Regions from separate parts of the Homo sapiens genome. Here region 1 is linked to region 2. A link is a contact called in ENCODE Hi-C data. All regions are on one chromosome and are shown on one strand. The core of a region is the stretch at or near the end of the contact, and the rest is flanking DNA. Distances in the headings are between cores, read along the strand shown.

Region 1 (6,697 bases), core at 2,134-4,633, 660 kb after region 2:
GAGGTAGGAGGCGGGCCGGCGGGGGACGCGCCCGGCGACCGGTGCGGTGCGGGGCCCCGGGCGGGGGTCGCTGGGGCTGCAGCCGGGAATGCCCTCCGCGGGGCGGCCTGGGCGGCAGCTCCGCCCCCGGGGCCGCGGTTGCACCGACACGCAGTTGGCTCTCGGGAACCTGGGGCGCGCGGGGATCGCGGCGGGCTTCGCGGAGCGGGTCTCGGAAGGAGGTTGCGAGGCCGCAGTTGCTAAGCCCGCACCGGCCGCAGGGTTGTGGGGTTGGGGATCAGCGGCCGCCAAGCTCACGGGAATGGGGGCCGGGGCGCGCCAGCGCCAGTCTTTCTGAGCTGGGCTCTGCGGTGTCGCTCTCTGGGACTGGAGCGGTGAGGACGCAGAAGCCCCAACCTCCGCGGCTATGCAGACGGCTTATCCCGAAGCCTTGCGAACGCTAAAGGCGCGATATTGGGGGTCGGGGAGGGGCGGGGTGCTCCATCTCTTCATCAGTGCAGTTGGTTGCCTCCCCGAAGCGGGGGTACGTGAATCCAGACCCCGAGGGTCGCCATGCAAAGCATTCCCCACCCCCCGACTCCGCACTACCCTGCTTCTCTTCCCCACCCCCACCCCGCCTCCACCACCGCTGCTGCCTCCGGGCGGAGAAATCCCGCCACCGCGTCCAGGGTCCCGAGCCTGCGAGCGGGAGGTTGAGGCATCTCAGGAATTCGCTGGGAGCCACACGGACGCGCCTTGGGAGGGAGGGAGAAGCTTTGGCAGGGCTGGAGGGCTGGGTCCAACCTGGCCCTGTCCCTGCCTCCCAACCCCGTGTGACCTTGGGCAGCCCCTCCTGCCATTACCACGTGGGGAAGAGACTGGTTCTCAGTCTTGGGGTGGAGGGAGCTCTCCCGGTAGACCTCCAGGAGAGTTGGCTTAGGGAGCAGTCTTGGGGACCAGAACAGCCTTGGCGACCTCTGGACCCTGACCCATAGGGGGCAGGTGGCAGCAGGGGGATGAGGTGTAATGGGGGCTGTTGTTGGAAACCTGTCCCACCTGCCAGCCTGAGGATGAGACACTCCTGGGCCAGGGTCTTAGAGTGTGGGACCCCCGCCCCCACCGCAACCTCCCGCTACAAAACCACCTGCCCTTGGGCTCTAAGCAGGCAGGGTGGGTTGGCAGAGGTGAGTCAAGCTTCTCCCCACCCCTAATAGTCCTGGGGAACTTCCCCTCCCATGTTTCTGCCAGGCAGTTGTCACTTTAAATTGCCAAGCTCTCAACTGTCACAGCTGATCTGTTCCTGGAGCAAAGGGAGCAGAAAGGTGACAGTGGGTGTCCCCTCCCCCTGGCCTTGTCCAGGAGATGAGGCTCACAAGGACAGCAGTCGGCTCTGCCTGGTCAGCTTTGTGAGTGTTGCTCTGAGCATGCCCAGTGATCTGTGGTGGTGAGGGACCTGTCCTAGACTGGGAGCAGGGGTCTGGTTGTGCACTTTGATGAGCCACCGTTTCATTTTGTGGTCAGGCTCCACCAGGCAGTGGACACATTGGCCTGTGCAGCCCCCTCTGAACAATTCTGAATTAAGGTGACACAGGAATAGCTTTCTCGTCACCCTCCCCTGCCCCCAGTATGATGCCCACCTCCTCATTACAGTTGGCAAGATGGCCAGGCTGCTGAAGCCATGTGCAATTAGAGCCCAGAAACCAGATTTAAGGGGAAAGAAGAGAAATTGCCTTAGCGGTGCCATCTCCTCCCACCCCCCACCCCCCACAGGAAAAGATAAACTGAGAGGTGACTTGGGGTGGCCACAATGCCCACAGCCCAGCCATTAAGCATCAGTGCCGGAGGGAGCATCCCGGAGCCACCCTACTGTGTTAGAGATGGAGAACTGAGGCCAGAGAGAGGCAGGGACATGTCCAAGGTCACACAGCGTATTCAGAGCCGAGGGGCCCTGTCCCCAGCTCTCCAGCAACCCAGTCATCCTGAGAGGGCTGCTTCCTGGGGAATGCTCGGAGGACTCGGTGTCCCCTCAGAGGTCTCTGCAGTGGAGGGACAAGGGAGGGGGCCTGTGCTCACCTCTGCAGGGGACTGTCTCCTGCACGGTTTGCAAACATTAGGTAATCTTGGGTCTCATGACTGGAGTTGCCACTCTCTTTCAAGGCTGCTTAAAGGGCCCATGGCAGCCCGCCCTTCCAGCCGCTGCTCTGACCAACCTGCCCTGCCCTGCCTGTCCCATGCCTGCTGTCCCCACACCACCACCCTTGGTTTTAGTCATGCTCCCTTCCCCCATTGTCCAGAGGGGAGTGCTGAGGCCACACCAGAAGAACTGCGACCATTTGTGTCCTCAGCTTTCCTGCACACAGTTTCAGCCATTGGTATAAGGGGTGGACCTAAGCACCTAAGTGTCCCCAGCCAAGAATACAGCCATCCTTTGTTCTTGTAGGAAGCTGCCCATCACTGGGCTGTGCAAGCTGGAGCTGCCTTTGTGCTGGTCAGGGAGTCTGAATCTGGCCTCTGGTAGGAGAGTTGACCAGAGCCCTCATCACTCCCCCTGCCCCTCATAATTAGGCAGGTGGGGAGTGGGGGGCTGCTCATTCCTATCAAGAGGTGTTTCTCACGTGCAAGAGGCTGGCAAAAGCCCATTCTGTTGGTGAGGTCCGTGTAGACTGGGGTCCCACGCACTGCCGCATCTCAGATCAGCATTCATTACCACCATGCAGTGAGATGCAAACCTGCTTGTGGGAGCAGCATTTTCTGGAGCCCCCTGCCTTTCCACTGGGCCCCCGCCTCGCCCTGCTTTGGCTCCTGCGGGAAGGAACACCCCACCCCTGCCATCTGGCAAACTCCGTTCATCCTTCATCACCCTCATCCATGATACCTCTTTGGCAAATCCTGCCCTGAGTCCCTGAATCTTCCCCGCGGGGATACCATTATCACTGAACAGAAGGGCGATGCAAAGCAGGGCGCAGGTAGGGACTGACTTTAGACCCCTGGTAATATACCAGTCTTCCAGACTCCCTCTCACCCCCTGCCTCGGGGCTATTCAGTGGGGCCATCATAGCAAGCGTCAGTTTGGAAAAGCAGGAAGCAGGCTGCTAAATTCTCAGTGACTTAGAGAACTGTGACTCAGAGAACTGTGTATGTGGCTTTCTAATCCAGCAGGATTGCAGTGCAAACCCAGCGAGCATTTTTTTCTAAGCATCTACTCCATGCCAGACCTGATCACAGGGGCTTTCACATGTATTTCCCATTTCGTCTGCAAAACCACAAACCTATCATTCCCTTGTATGATGGTTCTCGAAGCATAATATTAAAACAGTGTCAATCCCACAGGCCAGCTGGAATGATGTAGGATGCTGCACCATTGATTGTCCTTTCAGCGTTGCTCGGTTGCCCCAGAGCCCCAGCAGTTTACCAGTCTGTGTACCCAGACACCCTCAGGGTGGCATTCCTCTGGGAAGGGCTTCAGACTCAAGTGCGCGGAGTCCAGACTGACCCAAATAAATCCCTGCGTGCCGTGTGTGACAGCATAGAAAGCCAGCTGTGGGAGCTAATGACCTCTGTACACACAGCTTGGGCCTTACCTGCTGTCTTTTTAGAAGGTAACCCTGGCCTGCGTCATTCCTTATCCAGTTGTGCTTACACAATTTCTTCTTCCAGACTGTGAACTCCCTGAGGGCAGAGTGGGGCCTGAGGCATTACTTCATCCCTAGTGCCAGGGGAGGATATAAGTTCTTGTTGTGCCTGACTGAGACTGAGCTGAATCCAAACAAGGAACAGGCTGCCTTAGAAGGCAGTGAGTTTCCCTCATCGGTGTGTGGAGTGAGGCCAGGTGGAGGATTCACAAATTTCAGTTAGCTGAGATGCCCTGCAGGACCATTTTAGCTCCAAGACTCCCACAGCCAATGATTTATTTTTTCAGTGATCCAAGGACTTGGTGGAAAGCTATCAGGATAGTAACACAGGTTTGTAACAATCCTAAAAGTGCCAACGTGTTTTAATAAAGCCAAGTGCCGAGGGGTATTATGGGAGCATTTCATTATTTAGCTCAGCCAGATGCTGAACTAGGACCAGGTTTGGGGCTTATCCAAGTGGACTGAGGGTTTGGTATAAAAGGAACCAGGAAGAAAATTGAGCATCTTATGGCTAATCCTTGAGCAGCAGCTGGGGTCTCTGTCTGTCACTCTAACTTAGGAGGCCTTTAGGTCAGAGAGCCGGACTCTTTGTTGCTCTGGACAAGTCCCTTCCCCTCCCTGAACCAAAGCTTCCCCATCTTTATCATGGGGGACCTAATCCCTACCCAGGCTTCCTTACTGGGGGCTGCGAGTTTGGAAGAGACCGGAAAAACACTTTAGAAGTCAGAACCAGCACTCAGGAGGGTTGAGGGCGGGTGAGGACAAGAGGGACTGAATCCCACAGATCGTGGTAAGCTCAGGTGTGTGGAGTGGCCCAGGGCCAGCCAGCCTTTTGGGGGCTTCAGAGTCATGGATGGGGTTCAGCCTTTCTGTGCTTCCAGTTCAGTGATCCTAGGGGTGCTTGAAGGCAGCTGGGCTGGGTTCGAATTCCAGCTGTCAGCTTCCTAGCTTTGTGCATGACCTTGGACAAGTCACTAGGCCTCCCTGTTTTCTCCTCTTTAAAATGGGGTGATGATGGTACCCACCTCCTAAGGCAGTTATGAAGATAATTCTGTGAAAGTGTGTCAGTATCATACAGTTGTTTTTCTGTTTTCTCCTTTGGGATATCACAGAAGCCACCAGGGATTTCTAGGATCTGAAAGTGCAAATAGAAGCATCAGCTCCATTCATTTACTCATTCAGCAAATATTTATGGAGCACCTACTATGTGCCAGATTTTCAGTTTGGTGCTGGGGTTACCACTGGAGCAAAAGAGACCGAAAGCCATGCCCTCCGGGAGCTTTTATTCTAGTGGCAAGAGACCCACAATACATAAGCAAACAAAATAATTTTGGAGTGCTAAATGCTAAAATCAACCCATCTGCTCCAGTTGGTGTTAAATGTGATTTGCAATGGAAGAACTCTTCCAAAGAGACCAGAGAGGAGAGCCTTGGTTTGGGCTTTGCCTAACCTAGATTCTAGTCTTGGCCCTGCTGGCTTCTAACTTGCTTTGCATCGTTGGGCAAGTTCCTTCCTGTCTCTGATCCTCAGTTCTTGTCTGTGACATAAGAGAGCAAGATGAGCCCTTCTAGCTCGGATGCTGCTGCCTGGTGGCTCTGCAGTCACAGCTTGGAGTCCATGCCTTTCCCCACCCTTATCACATGTACCTTTCTATTTTAAATGTGGTCACCTGTCATAGAGAAGGGTGCAAGGACAAACATGCACAGCTTAAAGAAAAATAAGAACATGCGTGTGACCACTGCATGGGTCAAGAGACTGAGCATTGCCCAAAGCCCCCGTGTGCCCCTCCCCAGCCTGCTCCTCAGAGATTGTCGTCATCCTGACTTTGTGCTAATAATGTCCCTCTTGCCCTTCCTGTCGTACCACCTATGGAACAGCTTTTTACAATATAATTTTGCTTTTATTATTTTTGAGCTGAATATAAACAGGCTGTGGATATTTGTTCAGGTCTGGCTCCTTTTGCTCAAAGTTGCATCTGCGAGATTCACCTATGCAATAAGTTGCTGTTCATTCTTTTATTTTTATTGTATTTATTTTTATTTTTATTTTTATTTTTTTGAGATAGAGCCTCGCTCTGTCGCCCAGGCTGGAGTGCATTGGCGCAATCTCAGCTCACAGCAACCTGCACTTCCCGGGTTCAAGCAATTCTCCTGCCGCAGCCTCCCCAGTAGCTGGGATTACAGGCTCCTACCACCACGCCTGGCTAATTTTTTGTATTTTTAGTAGAGATGGGGTTTTGCCATGTTAGCCAAGCTAGTCTCAAACTCCTGACCTCAAGTGATCCACCTGCCTCGGCCTCCCAAAGTGCTGGGATTACAGGCGTGAGCCACCGCGCCCAGCTGTCCTTTTAAATAAATAGTATTTCATTGTATCGACAGGCCACAGCTTATGTATGCAGTCTACTGTGATGGACCACATGGGTTGTTTTCAGTTTGGGGCTGTTGCTCTTGAACCTGTGTCCCAGCACACATGGCATGAGCTGTCTCTGGGGCACATACTGGCTGTAAAGCAAGCATACAGCCTTGCCCCAACCCCACACTGGGCATTGTCGGTCTTTGTCGTTTTCACTCACCTGGTGGGTGGGTAATGGTTTCTTGCTGTGGTTTGAATTTGCATCTCCCCGATGAGGTTGGGGATCTTTTGTTTGTCCATTGGCTGTTTGGATTTCATCATTGGTGGAGTGCCTGTTCATGCCTTTCACCCATCTTGGGCTGTCTTTTTATTTCTTTACGATTTGGAGGCTTCTTTGGGTGCTACAGATTCTAATCCTTCGTCAGTTATCCACATTGTAGACCTCTTCTCCCTCCCTCCTGCCTGCCTTTTTCACTCTTTACAGGGTGTTGGGATAAACTTCTCAATTTCAGAATTCTTAATTCAAGTAGTCAACTTTCTCACTTTATTAACATTTTTCGTGTTTTGAGAAACTCATTCCTACCCTGTAATCATGAAGATTCTCGTTATTCACCTTTCACATTAGGTCTTTAATCCACCTGGAATAGATTTTCATCTACGGTCTCTCTCTCTCTCTCTGACACATGCACATGTGTGCACATGCACGGCCCCAGGTGCACACATATACCCATTCC
Region 2 (6,669 bases), core at 1,208-3,707:
GACCTAATCTGCAGTTGCCTCCTGCCAACCCCCAACCCCGGCCCACCCCGCACCCCAGCCAGCTCCCAGCCCTCAGGCTTTGCTGGGCCCCCTGCAGGGATGGCTCAGCACCAGACCTAGGGCGTGGGCCTGGTGACCAGGTCTGGGGGTGGGAACATCAGGGCATAAATCCTGACCCAGCTGACAGTGCCCCGGGGCAGACACAGAGGCCCTAGTGTCACCTTCCTGTCCCCACCCTTCCTGGCATGTTTCACAAGGTCAGAGGTGCTGGGTGGGGTGAACAAGCACATAAACCTTGGCCCCAGCCAGGTCAGCCTTGAGCTTCCGACCTGATAAATGGACAGAGAAGAGGACGAGGCCTGGCCCTGCACTGACCTTTAGGGCCAAGAAAGAGTGAGTCACAGAGGGCCAAGCTGCAGTGGGGATATCCAGGGGCCTGAGTGGAAGCCACAGCCAAGCCCCATCCAGGAGCATGCAGAGAGGGACCTGGAGCAGATACCTCAGGTGTTGGGGTGGGGTGTCCAGCTCACAGGCCCAGCCTGGGCCTCCTAACACCAAATGCAGCCACCACCACCCCCAGCCTGCTCCTCCCTTCAACTCTGGCTCCAGCCTGGACATTGGACAAACTCCGATTGCCACCTGAGTAGCTGGAAAGGACCCAGCCCTTCTCTCAAGCAGTTCATGAGGAGGGGGGCGGGTGGAGTGTGCACGCACACATTTGCTTATTCATTCGACACGCATTTGTTAGTGCCTGCTTTATGCACGGTGCTAGGTGCTGGGGACTCGGATCTTATTTTGCTGCATCAGTCCTGAGAAGGACTACCTGCAGGGATGTGTGAGGGCGGTGGGGGCACACAGCAGGCAGATGCCAACTCTGTGTGGGGTGCTCAGAGCTGAGCATTGCAGGATGCGTAGGAGTTTGCCAGGTACAGAATGGGCAGAGGCGTGGAGATGAGAAGGGTCTTGGAGGGTGCTAGGAAGGGCTGGTGGCCAGGGTGGCTGGAGTGCAGGGAGTGGACGGGGAGTGATGGGCAATGAATCTGAAGGGGGCAGGGACCGGAATGTCAGGCCATGGAACTGGGACTTGATGCCGTGGCAATGGGGAGTCATGGTGGGGTTTACACAGGGGAGAGGCCAAAAGCTCAGTGTCCTCTCTGCTAGCTCAGCCCCAAACATCTTCCTCTCACCTCCTGACGCAGCAGATAAGGACAGCAAGGCTCAGAAAGGCCAGGTTTCCTGTCCCTCCCCGATCCTCAGCCCCTCATCACCCGTGGCTGGACTCCCTGTGTGGCCTGGGCCAAATATTCAGCTCTTCTGGGCCTCAGTTTCTGTGTCTGTAAAACGGGGATCATCATGGAAGGAAGGAAGAGTTTAGTGAGGTAAGAAGGCTACACAAGTAGCCCGCCTGTCTCCCTCAGGGGAGGCAAGACAGACTGGTTCCAGACCATTTGCTACCCCAGGAAATGGCTGGGCAAGGTCTCTCTGAGAGCTGGAATGACCAGGCTGAACACAGGGCTGTAGGTCAGGCATCTGCTAGAACCCAGGTACTAGAGATCAGAATGCCCTATACACACACACACACACACACATACACACACACCCAGAACAGTGGCAGACACCCCCTCCCCTCCTCAGATGCGTTTCACCAGGTTCCCCCACACTCACAGCCACGCGCCTACAGAGATGCAAACTCACACACAGCTCCCGGTGTCCTGCAGGCCTCAGGGTAGCCCTGGTCCCAGTGTGCTAGGGACAGTCCCACCTCATATCCACTGCCTTGGCCTAATTAGCAGTGCCCCTTTCTTATTCATGTCCATGTCCACAATAAACTGTCTGATAAACCACTACATAGCGGACACACTGGTGTTGCCTTTCCTCTCCAGAGAGGTTCTCAACCATGCATGTGTGTATGTGTACACACGTGTGTACATGCAAGTGTGCGTGTGCATGTGTTCATGTGCGTGTCTGCGTGCATGTGTGTCTGCTTGTGTGCATGTTAGTGTGTGTGCGTGTGTGTGTGCCAGAGACGCCTTTGGCAGTCTGGGCAAGCCTGTAGGCTCTTAAATGCCGATTAGATTTAAATTATAGTTATCAGAATACTAAAAGGGGTCTGTGACGTGGCGCTACCTGGGCTTCCTTCTTAACCCAGTGAATGACACGGTCTAGCAGCGGGTCTAATACCCACTGCAATTTCAAAGTACTAAGGAAGGAAAGCGAGATTGCGCCATCTCTGAAATCAGTAGTGCTACTATAGCTCATTGCGTTCATAATTAAAGGACATGCTATGTTCCAATTAGAGTACAAAAGATGTTATTTCTGCCCATCCACGTTCACGCACCCCCACCTCGATTTCTCTCCAGGTCCTGAAAGCTGCTGTGCGACGCGGTCCTCGGACCTGGCCACCTGCCTCGCCCCGGCCGGGCCTGGCCTGCACTGGCCCGCACCGGCCCGCACCGGTCAGCACCGCCTCGCACCGGTCAGTACCGCCTCTCCGCTGTCCGCTCCTGCGCAGCCGTCCGCAGTTCCGCATGCCACCGCCAGGTGTCGCTGCACACACGCCGTGGCCCCGAGGCTCCTCTGCAAGCCGCTCCGCGAGGCTCTAGGGGGCCCCCCAGGGTCCTGTTTCCCGCGGCCCGCAACTTATCTGTGCACAGAGCACCCCCACGCTGCGCTAGGAACTTCCGCTGCTCCCCCACCACCTCACTCCTTCGTGCCTTTGAGCATGCTGCCTGCAGTGCCTGCCCTGATCTCCGGCTGGGTGATTCCTGCTGCACGTCAAAACCCACTGGAGGCAACACCTCCTCCAGGAAGCCTTCCCTGATGCCACTATAATGGCCCCTCTTGAGTTTCCACAGCCCCCTGTGTCTGCCTCATCATTGCAGTGACTGCCAACATGGTTGTGTCTGTTTCTGTGTCTGACTCCCCACTAGAATGTGAGCTTTGGGAGTATGGGGAGGGCCACGCAGTGGGCTGTTATGTTTTGTTTTTTAAGTAGACTTAATTTTTTAGAACAGTTTTAGGTTCCCAGGAAAACTGAGCAGAAAGTACAGAGAGTTCCCACACACTCCCTGCCCCTACACGTGCACAACCTCCCCTCTATCAACATCCCCAGCAGAGGGGTGCATGAGGGACCTGCACTGCCACATCAGTGTCACCCACAGCCCATGGTTTACGTGAGGGCTCATTCTTGAAGCTGTACATTCCATGTGTTTGGACAAATGTACAACGACCCTTATCCACCATTATTGTATCACACAGAATAGTGTCACCGCCCAAAAAATTCTCTAAACTCCACCCGTAATCCCCTGTGCTCCCTTCCCCCTAACCCCTGGCAACCACAGATCTTTTTACTGTTCCCATAGTTTTGCCTTTTCCAGAATGTTGTATTGTTGGAATCATACAGTGTGTAGCCTTTTCAGATTGGCTTCAGATTGGCTGGGCCACATGGCAAAACCCCGCCTCTACAAAAAATACAAAAATCAGTTGGGCGTGGTGGTGCATGCCTGTAGTCCCAGCTACTCAAGAGGCTGAGGTGGGAGAATCACATGAGCCTGGTAGGTTGAGGCTGCAGTGAATCGTGATTGCTTCACTGCACTCCAGCCTGGGTGACAGAGAAAGACCCTGTCTGAAAAAAAAAAAAAAAAAAAAAAAAAAAAAAAAAAACAGCCAAACTGTTTTCCAAAGTGGTTGTGCCATTTTGCATTCCCACCAGCAATGAATGTGAGTTCCTGGTGCTCCACATCCTCGCCAGCATTTGGTGTGTTAGTGCTTTGGATATGAGCCACTCCAGTAGGTGCGTGGCAGTATCTCATGGTTGGTTTAACTTGCAGCTCCCTAATGATATACCTATGTGGAGCATCTTTCAGGTGCTTATTTGCCATCTGTGTATCTTCTTGAATGAGGTGTCTGTTTAGATCTTCTGCCCACTTTTTAATTGGGTTGTTTTCCTATTATTGAGTGTTAAGAGTTATTTGTAGATTTTGGATAATAGTCATTTATCAGCTATGTCCTTTGCAAATATTTTCTCCCAGTCTGTGGCTTTTCTTCTCATTCTCCTGAGCAATGAGGTTTCCCTTACAGAGTTGAATCCCTGTGTGGCCCTAGGCAAGTCATACACTCTCTCTGAACCTCAGTTTCCACCTCTATAGATGGGGCTGGGAGCCCTCCCTCCAGGTTGTAGGTGGGAACAGGATCTGAGCAACGCAGAGCCTGCCAGCACAGAGCCTGGACACGGCAGGGGCTGCCGGTAGATGCTGGTGGAACTGAGTCACCTCCATTCCCTTGGGGGTGCATTTTGCCCACAGTTCCATCATTAAAGCCCCTAGCTATCAACGATGGTTCCATCCATGGCAGAGCAGGCCAGGCCAAGCCAGCCCACAAATCTGTTTGCAGGAAGATTCCTGTGGTTGGAATCCCTTGGTCTTAGGAATGGGTCAGAGGAGCAGACCCCAGGGAGCCCTTGGGATCATGGACAGACCTACTGTTCAAGGGAGGGGTGGCCACTCTGCCCAAATTCCCTCAAGGACCACCCCTCACTCAGTATCCCATCCTCTCCCCACTTGGTCCCCACAGACCTCTGGCCTCTGCTCCCACCGCACCTTTCCCTCCAGCCACACTGGCTGTGGGAAAGCCTTGCAGCCCTTCCTGCAGTCAGAAACACCTTTCCCCCGTGCCACTTGTCCAAATCCACCCCTCCATTAGTTGCAGGCAGAGCGGCCAGGCTGGGGCTGCAGCCACGAGGGGGCACTGTTGCCCCGCAGCTGCGTCAGAACTCATCCACAAAGCTGGAAGGTGCTTCTGTCCCACCAGCTTGCAGAGCGGCAGGCGAGGAGAATGCCTGTCTCACAAAGCTATGGAAGCTAAACGAGGGGAACGTCAGTGGCCCCATCCCACACCCGGGACCTGCTGGGGCCGCTCTGATACCTCCTGCGATGGGTGCTCACTGCCTCCAGCCAGGCTGCCCAGCCCTTGGCGGGAAAAGCTCTGCCTGGAGACAGGGCTTTGCAGTGGACCCAGTCTATTTTGCAGAAGCCATAAGGTGCTGTGGGGCAACGGGGTCTTCCAAATGAAAAACGTTGAGAAGAACAGATTTACCTTGGGAACCATAAGAAAGAAGCAGTTTGGGGTTTCCAGAGCAGCCCAAAACCTAAAAGGGCACGTGAAATTCCTCAGTGTTGACATGTTGGCTCAAAACTTTTCTAAATATTGTGCCCAAGCCAAGCAATGACCCACTTGAGCCTACAGCCCACAGGATGGGATGCTGGTTTTGGGTGTAGCTCAGTGACTCAGAGAAAGCAGAACCCTTAGCGCCCGTGTGCAGAACAGCCGGCAAGCAAGCGCGGCACGCCCCTCCACTTGGCACATCTCAGGAAGTGGGATGATTGATGGGGACGCACAGGCTTTCTGGAGGGCAGCCTGAAAAAATGGGGTCAAAACTGGAGTACAGACACCCATGATCAGCAGTTCGCTCCTTGGTTGCATGTCCAGGGAAGTCCACAAATGGGCCCCCTTCTCTGCAGCAGAGTCTGTGGGGTGCGTACCTGGGAGCAGCCTGGACACGTGATCCCAGGGAAAGTGTGGGGTGCCCCTCGGAGGACTCCGTAGCAGGCACCAGCAACAGACAAGATGTGCGCCAACAGGAAGGAACACTTAACACTGCTGACTACACAATCAGGGAGCCGAGTGGCATCCGTAACACCAGGCTGCAAAGCAACTGCAAATATGTGCACCAAAGAGTGCACTGCAGCGAGTGGGGAGGAAGAGAAACTTCACAGTGGAGAGACCCAATCAGCACGACCTCAGCCAGATGGGCAACGCCAGCATCACAAGGGATGCCTCATGTTGACAGCAGCTGCCCTCCATTGGATGTGCTGATCAGGGCACTTTACCTCTGTGATCTTCCTCCCCAGACCCACAATCCCAGTCTAATCATGAGAAAAGTGTCAGACAAACCCCAGTAGCGGGCATCCTACGATGTATCGGGCCAGTCCTCCTCAACTGTCAAAATCGTCAAAACCAAGGCAAGAGCCAGGCATGGCGGCGTGTACCTGTAGTCCCAGCACTTTGGGAGGCTAAAGTGAGAAGATTACTTGAGACCAGGAGTTCAAGACCAGCCTGGGCAACACAGAGAGACCCCCCCCCATCTCAAAACAAAAACAAAATCCCAGAGCTAGTCTAAGAAACCGTAATGTGTATCCCAGAGGAGGTCCTGGGACAGAAAAAGGACATTAAATAAAAGCAAAGGAAAGCTAAATAAAGTATGGACTTTAGTTAAGAATGTATCAATATTGATTGACACATATCTCACTGTGCACATATAGTAATGTAAGGTGTTAACAGTAAACGGAATTAGGTGGGGGACTACTCAGAATTATCTTTGCACCTTTTCTAGAAATCAAAAACTATTCTAAGACTAAAACTTTATTTTAAAAAATACATGCCCACCGCACCACAGTACCCATTTTCTAAACCAATTTTCAGCACAGAGATACACAATGAAGGTGTTAGGATGGAGGCCGGCGGGGCAGGGATGGGGATATTGACACAGCCCCCAGGGACAATGGTGTGGGTGAGTGCCAGCCTTCACCCCCTAGCTCTCCAAAACTAACCCAACAGGAAGGCCAGGGGCCCCAGGCACTCCCCACATGCCCTCTGCATGCCCTGATGGTG

Evidence for each region. A loop is a pair of places that touch in the nucleus more often than their neighbours do. Pooled maps may share reads with other maps.
Region 1: a map of posterior cingulate gyrus shows a loop between it and region 2 (4-fold over the local background). The contact joins the enhancer-like site here to the promoter of LINC00620 in region 2. A Hi-C loop is called at or near these places in 2 of 168 maps with a recorded cell type or tissue (IMR-90 and posterior cingulate gyrus) and 8 of 50 pooled maps.

What each region holds. Positions count from the first base shown.
Region 1 is chr3:12,987,387-12,994,083 of GRCh38, reverse strand. The region is part of intron 1 of IQSEC1 (IQ motif and Sec7 domain ArfGEF 1); the gene reads left to right. Among named protein-coding and RNA genes, the nearest start is that of IQSEC1, 83 kb to the left of the region's middle. RefSeq lists enhancers at 1-461, 1,861-2,155 and a silencer at 1,861-2,155. Within about 2 kb of position 3,383, at least 7 of the 41 ENCODE cell types and tissues checked have a DNase peak (open chromatin) inside an H3K27ac peak, as active enhancers do.
Region 2 is chr3:13,646,509-13,653,177 of GRCh38, reverse strand. LINC00620 (long intergenic non-protein coding RNA 620) reads right to left here and starts at 2,457. Exons shown (of 6, transcript NR_027103.1): 1 at 2,345-2,457. LOC100293612 (a long non-coding RNA gene) reads left to right here. Exons shown (of 2, transcript XR_110033.3): 2 at 4,702-6,065. RefSeq lists an enhancer at 4,820-4,979.